Linked DNA regions of Homo sapiens: region 2 is linked to region 1. A link is a contact called in ENCODE Hi-C or POLR2A ChIA-PET data. All regions are on one chromosome and are shown on one strand. The core of a region is the stretch at or near the end of the contact, and the rest is flanking DNA. Distances in the headings are between cores, read along the strand shown. Region 1 overlaps GALNT7 (polypeptide N-acetylgalactosaminyltransferase 7). Region 2 overlaps GALNT7 (polypeptide N-acetylgalactosaminyltransferase 7).

Region 1 (2,795 bases), core at 101-2,600:
GATTATGTTTTCTTTAGTACTTTTGTGAATTACTTCTTACTTTGAAATCTTTGTTCATTTCTAGAATTTATTTTGGTGGGTAGAATAGTTTAGAGATTCATCTTTTGTTCAAATGGTTAGCCAACTACTCAGTATCATTTATTAAATAATACAAAGTTTTGAAGTACTGAATTCTTACATATATTTGTGCCCGTTGCTGAGCTTTGCTTCTTTAACCTGTCTCTGATGCACACTGGTGCCAAACTTTTAATTATTGCCATTTCAGAATTTTAATATCTGGAGGGCAGGTCTTCACCACCATCCCCCGACATCATTGTTCTTTATCAAAATGTTTTTAGCTGATGTTGTATTCTCTCTTCCCTGCTGCAAAAGGAGTTTACTGTAGTATACACGTTTGAATGAGGCTGCCTTGGTCAGCCCACGTCTTAGCTCTTCGTCAGTATTTCTTTCTAGCTAGGCAGAAAGAGTAAAACTTCTGTGTAATACTAGTTCCCTGTTCCACCCAGGTTTTGTATTCACTTGCTTTTAGGTCTAGGACTGGAGAATGCAGTACATGCCAATAATTCTAGTCTTCTCTGATCTGTGAACATATACCTTCACTGACATTTGTGTAGTTACTTGGAGCCAAAAGGAAAATTGTCACTTAGCCAGATTTCACTCTCAACATTTCACGTCTCCTTCCACTACCTGACACCTGCTAGTACCTCCCAGTCACCCAATCTGATCTCCTAATCTCTGGCATCTGACCCAGCCTCCATCACTGCCTCCCTCAGGAATGTGTAGATGGCCTTCAGGCCATTTCGTCAGGCTCCCTCTTTCCCACCCTACCTGCCAGTCTATCCTTCGCCTGCCTGCCTTCCTTTCCGGGTGCCAGCACAAAGTTTGTGACCTCAGGTGCCTTTGTGCTCAGGCAGAATTAGGCACCTAGCAATTTACGAAACACTCATGGCTGGGTGCAGTGGCTGACGCCTGTAATTGCAACACTTTGGGAGGCCGAGGCAGGTGGATCACGAGGTCAGGAGTTCCAGACCAGCCTGAGCAACATGGTGAAACCCCGTCTCTACTAAAAATACAAAAATTAGCTGGGGGTAGAGGTGCGTGCCTATACTCCCAGCTACTCAGGAAGCCGAGGCAGGAGAAATCGCTTGAACCCGGGAGGCCGAGGTTGCAGTGACCTGAGATCGTGCCACTGCACTCCAGCCTGGGCAACAGAGCGAGACTCCGTCTCAAAAAAAGAAAAAAAAAAAAAGAAATACTTATTTAATTATGCTTACCTAGAAACATTGCAGCATCAACATAACTGGCTCCAGCCAGAAGAATGAGTACTTGTTTCCTGGCGGGAAGGATGCCAAGAAACCTATGCTTCGGAGTCTCTGTGGGCACAGAGCCTGTGTTTGAGGCAGATGGAATTTCATCCGTCGGAAATTTACCGTCATTGACTCTTTCCTAAACATACTTAGAGCTAACTGAAAAATGGTCACCTTTGCACTTTTGCACAAATCTCTATCAAAAGCCAGGGAGAACAGAAAATCTCTTTTACTACTTTTTTATTTTCCTTTTTTTTTGGAAACAGGGTCTTGCTCTGTCGCCCAGGCTGAAGTGAGATGGCGCCATTTTGGCTCACTGCAGCTGCCGCCTCCCGAGTCCTAGCGATCCACCTGCCTCGGCCTCCCAAGCAGCTGGGACTACAGGCTAAATTTTTTTTTTTGTAGACACGGGGTTTCACCACGTTGCCCAAGCTGGTCTGGAACTCTGGGCTCAAGCGATCCGCCCACCTCGGCCTCGCAGCGTACTAGGATTGCAGGGGTGAGCCACCATGCCTGGCCTACTTTTTCCTTTTACGTTTGCTGATTTTTGTCCCATCCTTCTTTTTGATTCTGCAACAAAAAAATTAAAATGTTAAATATTAAATATCTTTTGTAGAAGATACTTTATTAAAATTCTATTTCAGTGCTATCAAGTGGAAAAATAAATGCAAGTCACATTTATAATTGTAAATTTTCTAGTAGCCATATTAAAAATAGCTTTAAAAACCCAGGTGAAATTAATTTTAACATTTAAGCTAGTGTATTCAAAAGAATGTATCAGCGTGTAATCAATCTTAAAAAATATTGAGATGCCTTACATTCTTTTTTTTTTCCATTTGATATCTGATGTGTATTTTATACTTCCAGTACATCTCAATTTGGGCCAGCCACATCTCAAGTACTCAATAGCTACATATGAAATCACTTTACCTCCAAATTCTGAGTGATTTTACTAGTGACTTTATATTGGAAATAACCACATCTAGAAGTTCTTATCTAGGGATGCATGTTCAGAATCACCTGGAAGCTTTTTCTAAATATGCATTCCTGCCTGTACCCTCACTAGATCTGTTAAGGTAAAAATCTCTGCTCTGTGTGAGCCTGGGCATGTGTGTCTTGAGAAAGGTACATAGGTGATATTGACAAGTACATTTAATTAAAAACCACTAAGATGATCCAGCTTCTTCAGTCTACCTATGACTAAACACGTCCTGTGTGATCAAACAGCTTTCCCACAGAGAGTAATGATACAGACCTCAGTCTTCCATTCACAAATCTGGTGTCCTTTTTGCCTCATCATTTCTAACATATAGGATAAGAATGTAGACTAATATTATACACAGATTTGTTCAATAACAAGAGTCAGCAACAAAAGGGAGTTTCAAGTTACTCTTTAGATTATCAGGAAATTTAATGTAAAATATCCTACCTGCACATGTGTGCACGAGCACGTGTGCACACACACACACATTGTCTAAATAGTCTTGT
Region 2 (2,701 bases), core at 162-2,661, 42 kb after region 1:
TTTAGCCATTTTCTTCATGGTATCTATCAAATTTTATAATTAGATATTGGTTTATTAAGTTGTTTATTGGCTGCCTTTCTCATTAGATAAGTTCCTAAGAGCAAGAACTATGCCTATTTGTAAGCCTAGTAACTGACAAGTAGGAACTCAGTAGTAGTACCCAGTTGGTAAATATCTGTCGAGAATGAATGAACGTGTGAATGAAATCAGCCAGGGTTCAAACCTTGATGCCATCACTAGATGTGAGATCTTTGACCAGTTACTTGTCCTCTCTAACCCTCAGTTACCTAAACGTTAAGACAGATCTAACCATACCAATCTCTCAGGATTAGCATTAGAATTAAAATGACATAATTGACTACAAAAAGTCTTTTATTAGCCTGTTGGTTAGAAACCTGAGTATTATTAGCTGTTTTTACTGCTATGGTATTTTCTTCCTTACCTTGTTGTCAACATTCGAATGTTTTCAGTTACTATTTAGCTTTGATAGGCTCTGTTGCTTTTTGGAAAACATAAATGTCACACATTGCCTTGTCTACATCCTCTTGCTTCTACTAGTACCTTCCATGATGCTAAAGCCTTCATTTCCTTTGAAAATTTCAGACACACTGATTTCCATGGGAACCTCGCATCTCTGAGTCCTCCTTGCACCCCGCAGTTTCCTTCCTGTCTCCTTTCTTTCCTTCTTCCATGCCTTGCATAGCCAGTTCTGTCCCGTGTTCTTTCCTCTGGCACAACTGGAGCAGTGCCTAGAAATAGGACATTGCATGTTTTTGTGTATTATTTCTGTAAATATTGTGTCTCCAGTAAAATTAAAAGGCCCAAATCTATTTTAGTAAATGCTCCTAAGCCTCTCTTTGAAATCCTATACTAGTGATAAAAGTCATTTTTTAATATTTCAAAATGCCCAAATATAATAAATCCCAGAAACTTTTTTAAACTGAATCCAAATTATTTTTTAAACTGGATTCTTTCTCCCACTTAAAAAAAATGAGATAGGCTTCATTCCTTTTTGAACACTTACAATTCAGTGTAGAGTATAACATACTTTTCTAAGTAAAATTATTTATACTTTAGAATGTGGACAATCTTTGGAATTTTTCTCTAAAATAATAACCAACCATGAATAAAAATCGCCTAAGTGTTGCATATTACCTAATATGCATATTAGCACTTGTCTGCTTTTACTAGCAACATATTGAAAACATATCGCACATCCATATTGTGCACATGAGGATGCACCCTTCCTCATCCTCATCCCTCATGGGGAATGTGCTTGGAGCCCCTCAGAAGCTGGCTTGCTGTGGCTGGCTTTTTGCCGCTTCAGAACACAGGCCCTAACAGCCTTGTTCTCCTGCCTCTGTCTGTCATAGAAATGAGGCACCTGCATAGCTTAGAGACCAGGCTTGGGCTGTTTGTCCAGCTGTGACATCTGACACTGTGGTTAGCTTGTTCGTTCTTGCGGCTGTTGTGTAGTCTTTGTAGATGAATGTTCTCTTCCCTAGAAGCAGGAGAGAACTGTCCAGCTGCTGGCATGACTCACACTTCTGTATGTGATAGCTTTGAATTACATTCACTGACTGAGTAATTTATTGGCTGTTGATTGCGTGTTAAAAGGGTGAGTAACAGTATTTTGAGTGAACTGGAGGCCTGCTTCTTTTTTAAAGACTTGAGCCAAGAATGACTTCACCTGCCTTCACACTTTTTTCTATAAAATACAAATATGATTTTCTTCACAGTTCAACAGATATTGAGTATCTCTAATATGTAATGCACTGTCCCTGCCTTCAAGGGGCTCACCATCTACCACTAGGGAGAAAGGAAAGAATGCCATAATGTAAGGCAGAATGTAAGAACCATTAGAAAGGTATTTTAATAATGTGGTTCAGAGGAGTGAGAGGTCAAGTTACAGGGGAGTCAGAAAAGGATACTTTGCCAGGCATGGTGGCTCATGCCTGTAATCCCAGCACTTTCAGAGGCTGAGGTGGGCTGATCGCATGAGTCCAGGAGTTCGAGACCAGCCTGGGCAACATGGTAAAACCCCATCTCTACCAAAAATACAAAAAAATCAGCTGGGCGTGTTGGCGCATCCCTCTGGTCTCTTCTACTTGGGAGGCTGAGGTGAGAGGATCCCTTGAGCCTAGGAGGCAGAGGTTGCAGTGAGCCGAGATCACACCACTGCACTCCAGCCTGAGTGATAGAGTGAGAGCCCATCTCAAAGAAAAGTAAAAGATAGTTTTCTTTTCTGAGGGGGATACTAGGGAAGACCCTGAAGGATGAGTAGGGTGCCTTCAGGAAGAGGGCACTTGAACATGTAGTAGAAGACATGAGCATGTAGTGCGGTTTACTTGGATCTGGAGGTATGTGGAGGGAAATACAGCTGGGAAGATAGTAGGGCATTGGAAGACTACATGCCATTCACAGAGTCTACATTGAATCTGGTATTTGGGAAGACCCACTGAAGGTTTATAAAGAGAACTTTGGGGATTTCAAACTAGTAGAGGTGTTAGAGTAGATTAGGGGGTGGAGGCCTGTTAGAGGGTTAGTGGCATTTGAGTGGGAACTCCAGTGGAGGTTATAGAACCAGAAAAAGGAGATTCAGTGTAAGAGAACAAAAGAGTTAGAAGCAGTAGGCCTTGGGAGGTGATGGAGTGGAAGGGGAAATCAAAGATAAATCCAAGGCTTTGAAGCTCAGTAACAC

What was found. Hi-C counts contacts between places; a loop is a spot of excess contacts on that map. ChIA-PET counts read pairs that join two places held with the same protein, here RNA polymerase II (POLR2A). Pooled maps may share reads with other maps.
Region 2: a map of PC-9 shows a loop between it and region 1 (6-fold over the local background). The contact joins two enhancer-like sites. A Hi-C loop is called at or near these places in 11 of 168 maps with a recorded cell type or tissue (A673, B cell, Calu3 and 8 more), 13 of 37 single-sample maps with no recorded cell type and 11 of 50 pooled maps. POLR2A ChIA-PET finds 5 or more read pairs at or near these places in 4 of 52 experiments (MCF 10A, PC-9, Panc1 and 1 more).

Annotation. Positions count from the first base shown.
Region 1 is chr4:173,208,906-173,211,700 of GRCh38, forward strand. All of the region lies in intron 1 of GALNT7 (polypeptide N-acetylgalactosaminyltransferase 7), which reads left to right. Among named protein-coding and RNA genes, the nearest start is that of GALNT7-DT, 41 kb to the left of the region's middle. Within about 2 kb of position 1,351, at least 7 of the 41 ENCODE cell types and tissues checked have a DNase peak (open chromatin) inside an H3K27ac peak, as active enhancers do.
Region 2 is chr4:173,250,985-173,253,685 of GRCh38, forward strand. All of the region lies in intron 2 of GALNT7 (polypeptide N-acetylgalactosaminyltransferase 7), which reads left to right. Among named protein-coding and RNA genes, the nearest start is that of MIR548T, 16 kb to the right of the region's middle. Within about 2 kb of position 1,412, at least 6 of the 41 ENCODE cell types and tissues checked have a DNase peak (open chromatin) inside an H3K27ac peak, as active enhancers do.